Linked DNA regions of Homo sapiens: region 2 is linked to region 1. A link is an interaction called in ENCODE POLR2A ChIA-PET data of the cell type or tissue named here. Cell type or tissue: PC-9. All regions are shown on one strand. Links, peaks and the distances in the headings refer to the core of each region. The heading gives the core; the rest is flanking DNA. Region 1 overlaps LOC124901622 (a long non-coding RNA gene). Region 2 has its middle 14 kb from the start of MIR4657.

Region 1 (4,391 bases), core at 315-4,314:
GCCATATGGAACAGCTCTCAGCTGAGAGGGGACTTGGGGAGGGTGATCCCCCACCCACAAGTGTGGCTGAGTCTGGGGCTTATGGGCTCATAATGGGGGATTGCATGCTGATTGGTTTGTGAGTATGCAAAAAAGGCTAAAAAAAAAGGCACCACTCAAAGATGGACATGACTGTAAAAAAAAGAAAAACAATTAGGAAAGGGTAGGTATATGTAAAATAGGTGAAGGGTGGGGATGAATCAGGAAAGTGCACCAAATGGGAACAGAGGTTCTCAATCTGGTCCGTGGATTTATCCAAGACTCATAGCATGGTATTCAGGCTTTAAACTGCCTTCGGCTTGAAGGTCAAGTTTCACCAGGGACCTGACCCTGTCTGCCCAGTGATTTGTCTGCCTCCTGCTGCTATCACTGGGATAGCTATCCTGCTGCTATCACTAGGCGTGTGCCACCTCATCCAGCCAAAATGAAATATTTTCTTTAAAAAAATTTTTTTTTATGTCTGGGTGTGGTGGCTTACACCTGTAATCCCAGCACTTTGGGAGGCTGAGGCAGGCAGATCACGAGGTCAGGAGTTCGAGACCAGCCTGACCAACATGGTGAACCCCATCTCTACTAAAAATACAAAATTAGCTGGGCATGGTGGCGCACACCTGTAATCTCAGCTACTCAGGAGGCTAAGGCAGGAGAATCGCTTGAACCTGGGAAGCAGAGGTTGCAGTGAGCCAAGATCGCGCCATTGCACTCCAGCCTGGGTGACAGAAAGAGAATCCGTCTCAAAAAAATAAATAAATAAATAAAATTTTTTAGAGTAGAAATGGTGTCTTACTATGTCAACTAGGCTAGAGTAAAACTGCTGGGCCTAAGTAATCCTCCAGCCTCAGCCTCCCAAAGTGTTGGGGTTATAGGCGTGAGCCACCATGCCCTGCCAAAAATGGAATCTTTTTTTTTTTTTTTTTTGAGATGGAGTCTCACTCTGTCGCCCAGGCTGGAGTGCAGTGTCACGATGTCGGTTCACTGCAACCTCTGCCTCCTAGGTTCAAGCGATTCTCCTGCCTCAGACTCCCAAGTAACTGGGATCACAGGCATCCGCCACCACGCCCAGCTAATTGTGTATATTTAGTAGAGATGGGGTTTCACCATATTAGCCAGGCTGATCTCGAACTCCTGACCTCAGGTGATCTGCCTGCCTTGGTCTCCTAAACTGCTGGGATTACAGGCATGAGCCACTGTGCCCAGCCCAAATGGAATCTTTTTAAAATTTTATTTTCAGTTTGTTCACTGCTACTGTGTAGAAATACAAATGATTTTTGTACATTGATTTTTGTATCCTGCAATCTAGCTGATCTCATTTACTAATTCTAACAGTTTTTTTAGTAGGTTCTTTAGTATTGTTTTTTATTTTTCTTTTTCTCGCTCTGTCACCCAGGAGAACAGTGGTGCAATCTTGGCTCACTGCAACCTCTGCCTCCTGGGTTCAAGTGATTCTCCTGCCTCAGTCTCCGGAGAAGCTGGGATTACAGGTGCCCACCACCACACCTGGCTAATTTTTGTATTTTTAGTAGGGATGGGGTTTCACCATGTTGACCAGACTGGTCTTGAACTCCTGACCTCAGATGCTCAACTTGCCTCTGCTTCCCAAAGTTCTGGGGATTGCAGGCGTGAGCCATTGCACCCAACCAGTATTCTCTATATAAAATATAAAGTAATCTGCAAATAGAGATAATTTCACTTTTTCTTTTGCAATCTGAATGCCTTTTATTTCATCTTTTCTTTTCTTTCTGTTTTTTTTTGGAGGGGGGAGGGGCTGGATCTTGCTCTGTCATCCTACAGACTGCACTCTGTAGGCTGGAGTGCAGTGGCCAGATCAAGACTTACTGCAGCCTCAACCTCCTGGGCTCAAGCAATCCTCCTGAGTAGCTGGGACTACAGGCACACACCACCATGCCTGGCTAATTTTTGTATTTTTTGTAGAGATGAGGTTTCGCCATCTTGCCCAGGCTGGTCTCAAATTCCTGGCTGGTCTTGAATTCCTGAGCTCAAGTGATTCACCCACCACAGCCTCCCAAAGTGCTGAGATTACAGGCGTGAGCCACTGTTCCTCGCCATATTTCATTTTCTTGCCTAATTGCTCTGGGTAGAACCTCCAGTGCAATGTTGAACAGAAGTGATGAAAAGTGATTGGTCTCCCTGCCTCTGCCCTTACCTCAAAGAAAGCAGCCAAAGGGGGCCCTGTAAAGCATAAGCCAGCACATGACACTCCTCTCAGAACCCTGTAATGGTTTCCCACTGCACTCATGCTCAAATAAGACCCAGTCCCTTTAAGGTTTGACACACTCTGGCCCGGCTGTCTTCCTGCCTTCATCTCCTATTACTTCCTCTCCTTGCTCACTATGCTCCAGCCACACTGGCTGACTTTCTGACTCCCAGACCTCTCCAAGTTCCTTATCTTTCCATTTCCCACACCCTTTCCTGTGCTGCTCCTTTCCCAGACTTCCATATGGCTCATTGTCTCATTTGTACCCATGTAATTTTAATTTATGGAGGTGACTAAGTGACAAAGTGAGGAGACCAATGCCATTGAAAGGGAAGTTTAATGTAACTCACGGTTTTTCTAGAAACAAGAGGCATGCCATGCCATGTCACATGGAGAAGCACCAAGTTTGGTCAGGAGGCATAAGCAGGATCTGGGGGAAGCCTACGCCAGATTCTTTTTTTTTTTTTTTTAGACAGAGTCTTGTTCTGTCACCCAGTCTGGAGTGCAATGGCACGATCTCGGCTCACTGCAACCTCTGGCTCCCAGGTTCAAGCAATTCTCCTGCCTCAGCCTCCTGAGTAGCTGGGATTACAGGCGCCCGCCACCATGCCCAGATAATTTTTATATTTTTAGTAGAGATGGGGTTTCACCATGTTGGTCAGGCTGGTCTCTGACCTCAGGTGATCCATCCATCCGCCTCGGCCTCCCAAAGTGCTGGGATTAACAGGTGTGAGCCACCACGCCTGGCCTCAGATTCTTTATTGGGGTTTCTGTGGGACAGGTGTGAAAGAAAAATAAATCTCGGGACCCCAAAATCATTAAGCCAAGGGAAAAGTCAAGCTGGCAACTATGTCAGGCAAACCTGCCCCCCAGTTTAGTCCTAGATAAGACAGCTACAAAAATAAGGAGCTACATACCTCCCTCACAATTTGCCCACAAGGAAATTTCTGTCTGACAAAGGTCAGACAGAACTCAAGTCACCTCTCTAAGGATCACCTAAGACAAATGCATATCTGATTGCTTCCTCTGCCCTATTGTTTATATAAAAAAGCATATTCACTGAGCCAGACTAAATTGTGTATTCAGTGGAAGGCTGATCAAGGACTCAAAATAATGCAACCTTTTGTTTCTTATCCACTTAGGACCCGGAAGCCCTCACCTCCAGTTGTCCCGCCTTACCGGATCCAACCAATGTACAGCTGACACATATTGATTGATGTCTCATGTCTCCCTGAAATGTATAAAAGCAAGCTGTACCACGACCACCTTGGGCACATGTCCTCAGTACCTCCTGAGGCTGCGTCTTGGGCGCGTCCTTAACCATGGCAAAATAAACTTTCTAAATTGACTGAGACCTTTCTCAGATATTTTGGGTTCACACAGGCAAGGCAGAGAAAGGTGAACAGTTTGGGATTTGCTCACTTGAATAATTTTGGTGGGCTTTGGGATATTGGGGCTGTCCCAAGTTGTCTGGAACTTGGCCCTGTGTTGATTTCGGGCAGGGGAAAAATTCACTTGGTATGTGAGTGTTTGATAAAGGAGATGGTTGGGTGTATAGGCTCTAGACTGATTAGTTTGCATATAAACGGTATATTCTCAGGGAGCACTTTTGTAAGAATTGACTAGCCCTAGGAAGGGCAACCTTTCTCCAGCCAGCAAGGTCACAAATGCTAGAGCATTAAGAATACAGAAAATAGTCTGTAATCCTAGCACTTTGGGAGGCCGAGGTGGGCGGATCACGAGGTCAGGAGTTTGAGACCAGCCTGCTCAACATGGTGAAACCCTGTCTCTACTAAAAATACAAAAATTAGCCAGGCATGGTGGCGGGCACCTGTAATCCCAGCTACTTGGGAGACTGAAGCAGGAGAATTGCTTGAACCCAGGAGGCAGAGGTTGCAGTGAGCTGAGATCATACCACTGTACCCCAGCCTGGGCAACAGAGCGAGACTCCACCTCAAAAAAAAAAAAGAAAGGGATTCAGAAAATAAAACTGGGCATGGTGGCTCATGCCTGTAATCCCAGCACTTTCAGAGGCTTAGGTGGGCTTGGGCTTGAACCCAGGAGTTTGAGAGCAGCCTGGGCAACATGTGTCTACAAAAAAAAAAAAAAAATAAATACAGAAATTAACCAGACGTGG
Region 2 (4,391 bases), core at 76-4,075, 140 kb before region 1:
ATGTAATATGTAGGTATGTATAGGAATGTATACATATGTATGTAACATGTATGTGTCTTTCTAGACTCTAAGCCTCTTGAGATCAAGGTCCACCCACATGAGATTCATCTTTGTATCTGCTAGGTATCCAGCATAGTAGATACTGGATCAAATGTTTACTGAATAGATGAAGCTACATATCAGTCTTAAGATTTATTTTTGAAATAAAAGTAGTTTCTTATAGAAAAAAATAAAAATAAAAAAATAAAATTGCCCAAATGATTTTTAGAAAAAAAAAAAAAAAAGACATAAATGAATGTGCCTCCTTTCCCCAAACCTACTCTGTAAAGATAACTGCTGTTAAACAATTTAGTATGCATCCTTTTGTAGTTTTTTAATGAAGTATTTTTTAAATCTCACAGTGTTAAGTGGCCATCACATTTATGTATGTATTAATATATATTGAAAAAAATTGTATTAGCTCAGTAAATAAAATGATAATGAATTTATGTGGAGCACACTGATGGCTTTTTCCTGAGGCTTTCTTTTTTTTTTTTTTTTTTTGAGACGGAGTCTAGTTCTGCAGCCTAGGCTGGAGTGCAGTGGCGTAATCTCGGCTCACTGCAACCTCTGCTTCTGGGGTTCAAGTGATTCTCCTGCCTCAGCCTCCTGAGTAGCTGGGACTACAGGTGCCCACCATCATGTCCGGCTAAGTTTTGTATTTTTAGTAGAGACGGGGTTTTGCTATGTTGGCCAGGCTGGTCTCAAACTCCTGACCTCGTGATCCGCCGGCCTTGGCCTCCCAAAGTGCTGGGATTACAGGCGTGAGCCACCCCGCCCAGCCTCCTGAGGCATTTTCTAACATACATGTCTTATATTGAGCTGTGCACAAGGCCCACAAATCTTAGGCAGAAATAATTTTTTTTTTGCGCTATACCATGCCGAGATTTTTTTCTTTTGCAGAAATAAATTGAAAATTAATTTCAGACCCAGCGCGGTGGCTCAGGCCTATAATCCCAGCACTTTGGGAGGCCGAGGAGGGCGGATCACCTGAGGTCAGGAGTTCGAGACCAGACTGACCAACATGGAGAAACCCCGTCTCTACTAAAAATACAAAATTAGTTGAGCGTGGTGGCACATGCCTGTAATCCCAGCTACTAGGGAGGCTGAGGCAGGAGAATCACTTGAACCTGGGAGGCGGAGGTTGTGGTGAGCCGAGATCGTGCCATTGCACTCCAGCCTGGGCAACAAGAGTGAAACTCCGTCTCAAAAAAAAAAAAAAAGAAAAAAGAAAGGTAATTTCATTCTTTCTTTTAGGCCCCATTTAATCAGACTCAGGTAAGTACATCTCATGTAATGGTAAAATGAAAATTCTTGGTCTTCAGCCGGGCGTGGCGGCTCACATTTATAATCCCAGCACTTTGGGAGGCCAAGGTGGGCGGATCACGAGGTCAGGAGTTCGAGATCAGCCTGGCCAATATGGTGAAACCCCGTCTCTACTAAAACTTAAAAAGAAAAAAAATTAGCCAGGCGTGGTGGCGCGCACCTATAGTCCCAGCTACTCAGGAGGCTGAGGCAGAAGAATTGCATGAACCCGGGAGGCGGAGCTTGCAGTGAACCGAGATTGTGCCACTGCACTCCAGCCTGGACAACAGAGCGAGACTCTGTCTCAAAAAAAAAAAAAAAATCACCTAATAGGTGCATATTTCCCTTTGAGTTAAACAACTTACATTTAAAATGAACAAGTTGGCCAGGCGCGGTGGCTCATGCCTGTAATCCCAGCACTTTGGGAGGCTAAGGCAGGTGGATCATTTGAGGTCAGAAGTTCGAGACCAGCCTGGCCAACATGGTGAAACCCCATCTCTACTAAAAATACAAAAATTAGCCAGGTGTGGCGGAACGCACCTGTAATCCCAGCTACTCGGGAGGCTGAAGCGGGAGAATTGCTTGAACCTTGGAGGTGGAGGCTGCAGTGAGCCGAGATTCGCACTGCTGCACTCCAGCCTGGGCGAGGTGACAGAGCTAGACTCCGTCTCAAAAAAAATAAATAAATAAAATGAACAAGTCACTAAATGAAGTGATTCTCTGCTGATAATTCACTGGATGAAGGAGTACTGGGATCCAATTGGCCTTATGAGATGATGGCTAAGTTTAAGAATAAGAAAATGTATTGTCTTTACTGGCTTGTTGTATGACCTTAAGTGAGTTGTTTCTCTGCATAAAAAAATCCCTGCCCTTATTTACATCTAGCTGCTTCTGGCCTTGAAGCTTTGGCTTGGAATTCTGAAAGAGTTTTTTTTTTTTTAATTGGGTCCTCTATCATGCATAGTTCAGAACATAAAGGCAGGTTCCTCACCTTCTAGTATAAATAACATAAAAAGAGAAAGCATGCTAGGTGTTCTGGCAGAATGGCAGAAAACAAACTTCTGAAGGAAGAAGAGCTGTTGTCAGCGATGTGGAATGTTCTAGTCCAGCAGCTGCTGATTTTCTGGCAGTGAAAACCCAGCTGGTGACATCACTTAGGCAAGTGACTCATCAGAGCAGTGCTCTCATTTATCTGCTCCTCATCTGACACCACATCTTTTCTGGTGGGGACTGCAAACTCTATTTTGATTACACCTGCTGAACTCTCCCAAACCTTTGTCAGCTATAGGTTTTCTCTTTTGTGGGCAAGACTTAGGATAGAAACAAGCGTGGGAATTATCAGGGTTTGTTGCAGTGTTTTATATTGTACCTACCATTTTGCCTTCAAAGGTCACACTTTAAGGGAGCCAGGGCCAGGCAGGTGGCTCCTGATCCCAGCACTCTGGGATGCTGAAGTGGGTGGATCGTTTGAGTTCAGGAGTTCAAGACTAGCCTGGGCAACATGGTGAGACCTCACCTCTATTAAAAAATATAAAAAATTAGCCAGGCATGGTGCCATGTGCCTGTAGTCCCAGCTACTTGGAAGGCTGAGGTGGGAGGATCACCCAACCCTGGGAGATCAAGCCTGCAGTGAGCCATGATGATACCACTGCACTCCAGCCTCGTCAACAGAATGAGACCCTGTCTCAAAAGAAGGGGGGCTTGGGAGTGGAGCCAGCTCTCTCAATTTCCCTGCAAGCTGCTCCCATCCACCCTCTGAGGCTACGCCTGACATCATTGCTGGGGTGTGTTCTAGAGCACCTTCTCTCCATGACTGTGTGGGTTTTCTCTGGGTACTCTGGTCTCCTCCCACATCCCAACGATGTGCAGGTTAGGTTCATTGGCATGTCTAAAGTGTCCCAGTCTGAGTTCATGTGCCGTGTGTAGAATAGCATTCAGTCCAGGATTGGCTCCCACCTTGTACCCTCAACTGCCAGGATAGGCTCCAGCCACCCACAACCCTGAACTGGAATAAATGGGTTAGAAAATCAATGTATGGATAAATGAATACAAATTATTATAAAATAAAAATTGGTAAAGAATATGATAATTATACAAATGCATGACAATAGGCAATGAACAATGAGGAATGAAATTGCTCAGTGAGCCTGCCAAATGTGTGATTGTTTTTTAACTGTGTGGTAGCAGAGGCCATTCCTTACAAATTTTGCTTTATAAACATTTATTCCTTAATTTAACCCACCCCACTGTGACAGTCATCACTCATTCATTCACCAAAAATGAGGCAAATAATTATCCTACTTGTTTTTATTAATCTTTTTTTTTTTTTTTTTTTTGAGATGGAGTCTCACTCTGTCATCCAGGCTGGAGTGCAGTGGCATAATCTCAGCTCACTGCAACCTCCACCTCCCAGATTCAAGCAATTCTCTTGCCTCAGCTTCCTGCATAGCTGGGACTACAGGTGTGCGCCACCATGCCCAGCTAATTTTTTTTGTATGTTTAGTACAGACTGGGTTTCACCATGTTGGTCAGGCTGGTTTTGAACTCCTGACCTCAGGTGATCTGCCCACCTTGGCCTCCCAAAGTGCTAGGATTACAGGCGTGAGCCACCGTGTCCAGCCTGTTTTTATTAATCTTTCTTAAATGTATGTATAGCTCAAATTTATTTCAATGTTTAATATTAGAAGCTTTTTGGGTCTTTATTTAGAAGTTTGGTAATGTTTTTGTGACCAGAAATATGCTGTAGGAACTTAACTCTTGTTTATATCAATTACCCTGTCAACCTGAAAAAAAAAGACACTAGAAAAAAATTAACTCTAAATATGTTGGGTGTTGGGTTTACTCTGGAATAGAAATAAGGATTATAATCTAGAGTGCAGCTGGGCGCAGTGGCTCACATCTGTAATCCCACCACTTTGAAAGGCTGAGGTGGGCAGATCACCTGAGGTCAGGAGTTCGAGATCAGCCTGGCCAACATAGCGAAACCCCGTCTCTACTAAAAATACAAAAAAAAATTAGCCAGGCATGGTGGCATGCGCCTGTAATCC

Evidence for each region. ChIA-PET counts read pairs that join two places held together with the same protein. Peaks named below come from ENCODE experiments on the same cell type or tissue, not always from the same donor. Only the 100,000 strongest peaks of a DNase experiment are listed, where the experiment ranks them.
Region 2: POLR2A ChIA-PET joins it to region 1 with 8 read pairs; 3 of 35 experiments call an interaction of 5 or more read pairs at or near these places.

Annotation. Positions count from the first base shown.
Region 1 is chr7:44,725,509-44,729,899 of GRCh38, reverse strand. LOC124901622 (a long non-coding RNA gene) reads left to right here. Exons shown (of 2, transcript XR_007060299.1): 2 at 3,397-3,602. Among named protein-coding and RNA genes, the nearest start is that of ZMIZ2, 21 kb to the left of the region's middle. In PC-9, for the core only: no CTCF peak of the experiment used is centred there; a DNase peak (open chromatin) is centred at 2,059; H3K27ac peaks cover 2,249 bases.
Region 2 is chr7:44,865,600-44,869,990 of GRCh38, reverse strand. No RefSeq gene overlaps it. Among named protein-coding and RNA genes, the nearest start is that of MIR4657, 14 kb to the left of the region's middle. In PC-9, for the core only: no CTCF peak of the experiment used is centred there; a DNase peak (open chromatin) is centred at 2,470.